3 separate regions of the Homo sapiens genome follow, and all the other regions are linked to region 3. Evidence: chromatin contacts called from ENCODE Hi-C data. All regions are on one chromosome and are shown on one strand. Each heading gives the region's core, a stretch centred on a gene start or an enhancer-like site at or near the end of the contact. The rest is flanking DNA. Distances are from core to core; before and after follow the strand shown.

What was found. A loop is a pair of places that touch in the nucleus more often than their neighbours do. Pooled maps may share reads with other maps.
Region 1: a map with no recorded cell type shows a loop between it and region 3 (7-fold over the local background). The contact joins two enhancer-like sites. A Hi-C loop is called at or near these places in 3 of 37 single-sample maps with no recorded cell type and 7 of 50 pooled maps.
Region 2: a map of naive thymus-derived CD4-positive, alpha-beta T cell shows a loop between it and region 3 (2.0-fold over the local background). The contact joins two enhancer-like sites. A Hi-C loop is called at or near these places in 1 of 168 maps with a recorded cell type or tissue (naive thymus-derived CD4-positive, alpha-beta T cell), 3 of 37 single-sample maps with no recorded cell type and 9 of 50 pooled maps.

The regions. Positions count from the first base shown.
Region 1 is chr3:188,445,457-188,448,156 of GRCh38, forward strand. The region is part of intron 4 of LPP (LIM domain containing preferred translocation partner in lipoma); the gene reads left to right. Among named protein-coding and RNA genes, the nearest start is that of LPP-AS1, 120 kb to the right of the region's middle. Within about 2 kb of position 1,260, at least 2 of the 41 ENCODE cell types and tissues checked have a DNase peak (open chromatin) inside an H3K27ac peak, as active enhancers do.
Region 2 is chr3:188,399,274-188,401,973 of GRCh38, forward strand. The region is part of intron 3 of LPP (LIM domain containing preferred translocation partner in lipoma); the gene reads left to right. Among named protein-coding and RNA genes, the nearest start is that of LPP-AS1, 170 kb to the right of the region's middle. Within about 2 kb of position 1,343, at least 7 of the 41 ENCODE cell types and tissues checked have a DNase peak (open chromatin) inside an H3K27ac peak, as active enhancers do.
Region 3 is chr3:187,798,717-187,801,416 of GRCh38, forward strand. No RefSeq gene overlaps it. Among named protein-coding and RNA genes, the nearest start is that of BCL6, 55 kb to the left of the region's middle. Within about 2 kb of position 1,440, at least 3 of the 41 ENCODE cell types and tissues checked have a DNase peak (open chromatin) inside an H3K27ac peak, as active enhancers do.

The DNA of each region.
Region 1 (2,700 bases), core at 10-2,509, 650 kb after region 3:
GGGAGGGTAACATCACACACCGGGGCCTGTTGGGCAGTGGGAGACTAGGGAGGGATAGCATTAGGAGAAATACCTAATGTAGATGACAGGTTGACGGATGCAGCAAACCACCGTGGCATATGTATACCTATGTAACAAACCTGCACGTTCTGCACATGTATCCCAGAACTTAAAGTATAATTTAAAAAAAAAAAGTAAAAAAGACATTGATTCATTCATTCATTTATTCAGGCAATGTTTGGAACTCATGATGTGCCAGGCACTGTTTTAGGACCAGGAATAAGCAATGACCAAAGTATTTGCTCTCCTGATAGATTATAAACAAATAAATATATAATAGCTCAAGCTGTGAAAGTCACAGGCACACAGAGACACACACATCTCCAACATATGCAGCAAGGTAATGAGATAAAGAATTCCTGGCCATTTTTTGTGATACAGGATAGATGTAATGGTTTCCTATCAGTTTTATCATTTTTAAGGTCTCTCTTCTTAGAATAAATTATTTTATTTGTTTCTTCCGTATGCCATTTAACAGGGAGGGGAAGTTTTCTGCCAGTTTTGCACCCACTGTTTTTCTTTTTCAGTAAGAGCCTTCTCATAGTCTGCTTGAAGGCAGCGGTCTTGCCACATGTGTTCTATGCATAATAATTTCAGGAGAGTCTTGTCCACAATGCTTGGTTGATTACGGCTTGTGGGACACCACTTAAATGACTAGAAACAGCTCTCTTTAATAAACACACTGGTGTTGTCCATCATTTTAAGTGAGCATGAGAGCCCAGCTTCATTTTGCCACTCCAATCTCACACGGCCTAGAAGAACTAGTGAAAGTAGCAGGTGGTGTTTGACTTTCAGTTTTTCTGAAATGTGTCTCTTTCTGCCACTCTCCAGACGCCGTGCCAGTCAGGCCCTCAAGGTCAAAACATCATGAAATTGACCATAGATTATCTCAGCCTTTTCTTTTTAAAAGTGTCATTGTAACCTGTTGGTTACTGTGTATGTCATTTAACTTCTCTGTCTTTAGTTTCTGAAGTAACTGGTTTTACATTGCCATCAAAAGGCTTCTGTGGGTTTTTATTTTTCTTTGTTTTTATTTGTTTGTAAACAATCTCCTTTTCTAAACTCATTTCCCCAAATTTCCTTAATTTTTCACGGACTGATGAAAATGTTTTGCTGCTTCCAGAGCTTGTCAGCTTCTCTTTGTGGCATTGCTTTCATTGTTGTTCTCCAAGTTCCCACTCAGCTCCTGCTTTCTTCAAAAAACCCTTTGGTTTCTAACATCTATGTTTTCAACATGGCAATGGAGTGAGTTGCCCAGGGAATGATTGGACCGTGATTGTTTTCATGGCTTTCTTTTGCCTTTTCTCCATGTCCTTTTTAGCTCTAAGCCTCATTTGTAAGCTTTCTAGAAATGTGGATTCTATTATAGAACTTCTGTTTTTCTCATTTTTGTAGTTGCTTTCTCAAGAGCAGGTGCTGGTGACCACAGGACGAGTGAGAGACGAGATGGTGTCTCTCCTTTAGCAGTTGGCTTAATTAAGGAGGTTTTTTGAAGTGTATGGGCTTCAAAAAGTCTGACATGTGATTTGTGGCCTGTGTGGTCTAACTCTGATTCCTTTGGATACAGAACCTTAGAAAGCCTTGAGAAAAACCTCAGAGATCATCTATGCAATCAATTCTGGCTTTACCTGGAGGGAGTTTTATAAAACACAAATGCCAGGGCTTCAACTTGAGAGACTCTGATTTCATTGTTTTGCAGTGGGTCTGCACATCAGTAGTTTATAGAAATTTCCCACATGATTTTGTGAAACCAGGGTTGAGAATCACTTGATTTTACAGGGCATATATAAGGTCCAAAGCAAAAGTGACTCTTGGCTGGGCGTGGTGGCTCACGCCTGTAATCCCAGCACTTTGGGAGGCCGAGGTGGGAGGATCATGAGGTCAGGAGATCGAGACCAGCCTGCCCAACATGGTGAAACCCCGTCTCTACTAAAAATACAAAAATTAGTCAGGCATGGTGGCAGGTGCCTGTAATCCCAACTACTCAAGAAGCTGAGGCAGGAGAATTACTTGAATCCAGGAGGCAGAGGTTGCAGTGAGCAGAGATTACACCATAGCAGTCCAGCCTGGGCGACAGAGTGAGACTGCCTCAAAAAAAAAAAAAAAAAAAAAAAATTAACCTGTCATGGTGGCATGTAATCCCAGCTACTCCAGAGGCTGATGCAGGAGAATCACTTAAAACCCGGGAAGTGGAGGTTGCAGTGAGCCGAGATCGCGCCATTGCACTCCAGCCTGGGCGACACAGCAAGACTCCATCTTAGAAGAAAAAAAAAAGGTGACTCTCCGGGATTCTATAGCAGTATGGCCATAGAGTAGGGACAAGAACATATGCCTCCTCATTTACCATCAGTGCTATTTCTATTTTGTTTACTACCATTTACTCTCATTTGATTGTGTCAAATTATCTACTGTTGTACTGGGGGGCCAGAGTGGATTCCCAAGCCTCAACCACATAGAAGAGTAGATTGGAGGTTGTTTTCAAACTATTCAACATTATCAGTGGGTTGAATTTGTAAGCTATCAACTCAAAATATAAAGATAATTTTTATAACAGGGTCTATATTGGATTGTAAAAAGAGGGTCATAGGATTTGGATCTTTAGGGCTCTGTAATTCAAAATTTGGGATGTTCATTAGGACT
Region 2 (2,700 bases), core at 93-2,592, 600 kb after region 3:
GAAACCACATTATACCACTTTAGTGGATGATTAGGAAAGCAGTTTTGAAATTCCAGGAAGGTACTGACTTTTGTATAAAGAGAATGTTTAAAAAAAAAAAACCTTCAAAGTTATAGGAGAGTGTTATTTAAATTGTAACAGCTTGTTTAAATGAAGAAAATGTTGCTAAGGGACATGAATGCTAAACGTTAGTCTGCCATCAGCTACTTCTGATGTTTAAGTCAAATAGTCCCTCAGTTCTGTGGTGTTAATCTACGTCCCTTTTCTAATATCATTCATTTATTCAGTGCACACTGACCAAGAGCTAGGCCTTGAGTTAGTTGCCAGGAAGATATAGGGACTAATACAATGTCATTTAAAGATTAATAGAAATGCTCTAAGTCAATTATTCTCAACCCTTGAATCAGAGTATATACATAAAGATCCCCATATGAGGTTAGTGTGCAGACTGTTTTGATAAACACTACTCTAAGTTTATTGCACTGGATGTTGGATAATATGATGTAACGGTTGTTTGTTTTTCAGTTTTGGTGATCTATATAAATCTTTTTAGAAGAGTAGCATATTGATTTGGACGAAAAAAAGGAAAATATGACCAAACACTACTTCTTTCTGTTTTTGTGGGTGACAGTGACTTGACATTCACATGGTATCCTGAGAGAGGCTTAGTAGCTTTGTTAGTATTAATTGTCAGTTTGCCTATGGCACTAAGTTTTCCCACCTACGTGGGGCGGGTCCTGGTCATCACATAGCCTTTTGTAGTTATTTGCTTTCTGTTGTGCCTTGATTTTTTTTTTCTGTTGACTATTGGCTTCATCACTTTGTGGTCCTGTGGCTTATTATGATTAGATTTGAGGGTACAGAATAGAGAAAACATTATGGCAAGTAGAATTCAAGAGCTGGAATGGAAATAATAAGAGCAAAAACTACTGTTAAGTGCTGATTTCCTTTGAATTGTGGTGTTTTCCTTTCTTCTCCAAATAGGGAGGTAGTACAGAGTGAAGACCGGAGATTTGGAGTTAAAGATCTGTGTCCCAGCTTCAGCTTTGCTATTTGTTAGCTGTATATCCTTGAGCAAGTTATTCAACCTCTTACAGTCTTACTTTCTTGATTTGCTAGATGTGGGTAATGATAGTGCTACCTCATATGGCAGTCAGGATGACTGTGTGGCCATTGAAAATTTGCTAGACATATAATAAACCTTCAATAAACACTTGTTTATTGTCAGTCTCTAGTCTTCTTAGGACCGCTGGGGGAACAGACAGAAGAGCAGCAGAGGAGTTGATAAGTGAAACCTCTTAGGTTCTTCTTAATTGCTTGCATGTGACAATTTCTGAAAGAGCAATGCTGAGGAAGCAGCAGCTCCCCAGCTCCCTTCAGCAGTAGGCATCTTGCTTAGAGGAGGGCCACTGCTCTTGCTTTCCTGTCTGCTGATGGTGGTTGTGTATTCTCAGAGCCTCTCTGGAAATCTTCCCTTTCACTTCTTGCTTTCATGATGATTATGAACTTCGAGTGAAACCTAGCTAGAATGAGGGGAAGTAAGAGCAGTGTAAATCTTGGTCCAGCAACACCAGTTCTCACCACTGCTTATTTTTGTGTTTACATGGGTCTCTCTTAGAAGCCAAGAGCCCCAATGATATGTGCTAGTTCATCTGTTCATTAAACTTGTGAAGTTTCATCAAACCCATTTATCAAAATGAAGGGCTGTAATGAAGATTTTAGAGAAAGAAAGCACTCTAAAATATTAGAGCTGATTGGGACTTTACAGGTATTCATTTTGCAAATGAGTGTCATCTCTTGTTAAAGGTCACACTTGTATAGCTGAGACTAGAACTGGGGCCACAGGGACTCTATGTCTATACTATTGGATTTATCACTTTCCTTGGATCCATCCTACATGATTCAATTTTTAATACCTGGAGTTTTCACTCTTGTTATCTTCCTATTCAAGGATAAAAGCTCTAGCTTCTTATCTTTATATAAAACCTTTAAAAGGCAGAACTCATGTTATCTTTTAAAACTTTCCCCTAACTGTTCTCCCTGAATCCCTCATTTTGGTGCCGCTGGTCTGATCCCTGTCCTACAGAAATGCCTTGCTTCATACCCAAGCTCACAGTATTATTTCTAATCTTTGCCCTGGTTACTCCAGTTTTCTTTTATTTACTCAGCATTCAAAGTCCTGGTTAAGGGCTACCTCTGCCAAGCTTATGCTAGCTTTTCTGACATCCCCCAAGATTTTTCATGTGCTTTCTGTGTTGCTCTCTTTCTCTTTTCACATTTATAAATATTTCTTCCTCAAATAGTCTTTGAGCTCTTTGAGTAAAGAATAAGAATCTGATTCATCTATAGCTCCAGTGCCAGGCAAATAAATTCATTCATTCATTAAATTAACAGACATTTTTATTGAGTACCTATCATGTGGTAGCCCCTGGAATTATAAAATGATAAATATTTCCACTCTCAAGGATTTGCGAGTTTAGTTTGGGGAACAGGAAAGCAGATGGGCAGAGCACCATGTGACGAATATGTGACAACAGTATGTAGATGCTGTGGGATTGTACTATAAGGATGTATAACTTGAACTGTAGAATATAGTGCAAGATTTGCCTTCAAGGACTAGTAGAAAGTAATGCTTATGATCTAAATTGATGCATAGTATGTTGGAAGTCATTTTTAGACAAGAAGTAGCTTGTTTCAGAG
Region 3 (2,700 bases), core at 190-2,689:
ATTCACTGCCTTTTGTGGGGTAAGCCATTTCCTCTTCTGGGCATGCCCAATACACTTTTTTCCCCTCCTCCTCTGCCTGAAAGACTTGCCTCAAAGATCCTATCCTCTTTTCGTGCTCTAGCTTAAATTCTATCCTTTCTAAGAACCTTTGCCGATAATCAGCTCCACCATGCAGAACTAATGTTCATCTGCTCCTCAATACTTTTTATAATAAATGTTCTAACATTCTCCCTCCACACCTCCCTGCAAGTTGAGGGAGCCAGCTCTGGCCTTGGCCAGCCCAGAAAGGGTCTCCCACAGTGCAGTGGCGGGCTAAAGGGCTCCTCAAGTGCCGCCAAAGTGGGAGCCCAGGCAGAGGAGGCGCCGAGAGTGAGCGAGGGCTGTGAGGGCTGCCAGCGCGCTGTCACCTCTCAACATGTCGTGGTCTATCTTTTGCAGAGGTTTTGTGAACGTTTCTACTTGCTATATTATGAGCTCTGTGGGAGAAGTGCCCATGTCACTTGAATTTTTGGATCCTCTGCAGCACAGAGAGCTTAGTGCCTGACACTTAGGCTAACTCTGTACTGAGCAATTGCCATATGCCAGGTACTGCACAGGCTGTGCGATACTTCATCCTCACAACGGATGATGAAACTGGGCTCAGAGAGTCTAAGTAAACTACTCAAGGCACCAGCAGGTGATACAATCTAGTTTTAAACAAGGGTGCCTCTTAATGAACAGCCTACACCACTTTCCCACAAGGGGCCACAATGCATGCTGAATGGTTTTGTAACCATTTGGAGAAGAGGTTGAAGATGTACTGAACAAGCATTTTCTGATTACCTAGGGAGATTTCTAAAGGTTTTTTTTTTGAGAGTTGGCGTTTGCTTTTATCCCCAAAAACTGAATAGGAATTTGACCAAGAAAAAAAGGTAAGGATATTCTAGTAAGAGAATAAAATTTGAGCTCAGTCTTCCATAGAGTGTAAGGGATTTTTTTTTAAGGGGTAGATGAGAACTATTTACTGATTAATTTCCCCAGTCAGACTGTCAGCAATAGAGGGAAGAAAGCATCTGGGTCTTGCTCAGGGCTGTTTCTCTGTTGCCTATGGCAGAGCCTAATACAGAGCACATGTTGGATAAATATTTTGTCAAAATTAACCTATTCAATAAATACTATCTAAGCAATTCTTGCATGCATATCTTTTAAATTCACTCTTGGCCTGGAATGCTAAACCCTAATTGTCTTAATGAAGGCTTTAAAAGCCCAAACCAAAACTTTTAGACCCTGAAAGTGAAACCTCCAGTCCCTAGAAAGTTCACTGACCAACCCAGTTTCACTGACTGGCTGAGTGAAAAACAAACATTAAACCAACAGAACAAGCTATGAAAATCAAATAAGAAAAAAAAGAAAAAGATTGAAGTTCCAAGAAACTTAGATATTTTCAGTAATGTGCCTTCTGCAAGGAAACTTGAGGGCTTCAATGACGTCAGTTTCATTTCCAGTAGAGAGCTTTTACCTTTTATCTCTTCAAAAAGAGACTAAAAGCCCCTCTGTCCAGCAGCTAGCTGTGTCGTGGGTGTGGGTCTAAAGACATCAAGGGAACTGAGGCAGAATCAACGAGGTTCTTCTCACATTGCATTGGGTTTTTTCACATGTCTTCGTATTTTTTTTTTTCACATCTCCTCATTTTTGTGTGAGAATAAGCTGTAAGCAAGTCTGTGTCAGTGAGCATATTCAGATCACAACATTTATTGAATCAGTGAGTCAGAAAATGGCTCAAAGCTTAGCATGATGAAGTAGAAAATGCATTCTCCTTAGGGCAGGAGAATGGGCCTGTTCTTTCTCCATCATTTATTAGCTGGGTGACCTTGAACAGTCACCTCTTTTCTCTGGGCCTCAGTTTCCCCTTCCAGCTATGACATATTTAGCAGATCCTCCTTATGATAGGAGAAAAATATGCTTGCAAAACATCTATAGTCGGTTTTAGAAATGAGACATTATGAAAAGCTTTCTAAGTGCATGGTGATCTGGGAATTGGAGGTAGGGTTTTTGTTTTGTTTTGTTTTTTGTTTTTCCTCCAACACAGTTTCCCCACCTTGGCACTCTAGACATTTTGGCCTGAATAATTCTTTGTTATTGGGGGTGGGGGTGGTGGCTGCCTTGTGCATTGTAGGATGTTTTGTAAAATCTCTAACCTTTAGTCACTAAATACTAGGGACACCCACTCCCTTCTGTCCAGTTGTGACAACACAAAATGTCTCCAGACATTGTTAAATGTCCACCAGGGGCAAAATTGCCCCCAGTTGAGAAACAGCACCTCTGTTGCATTTTCAACTAAAATTGATGGATTCCTTAAAAGAATGTAGCTGAGACTGGACTTCAGAAGGTATAGTAACCAAACAAAGAGGCTCCCTCCATTTCTGTTGACCTAAAGATGTGGTGTCCCTGGGCGCTCAAGAAAGTTAGAAGTGCATGAAGTCTGGAGGCAGGAAACCACCATCTGAGTTCCTGCATTATCTTTGACGGCCTGTGTGAACTTCATCATGTTGCTTGACCTCTCTGAGCCTCAGGGACCCCATGAATCCAGAGGAAGTAATTCCTCTCCTCCATGAGCCTTCTTTGTGCCATATCCCCTCTTGCACACACACATCACCACAAGGTTGTTAGGAGACCAAAAGTAATTTACGTGAAAGACACTGTAAGCTAAAAGGCACAGAA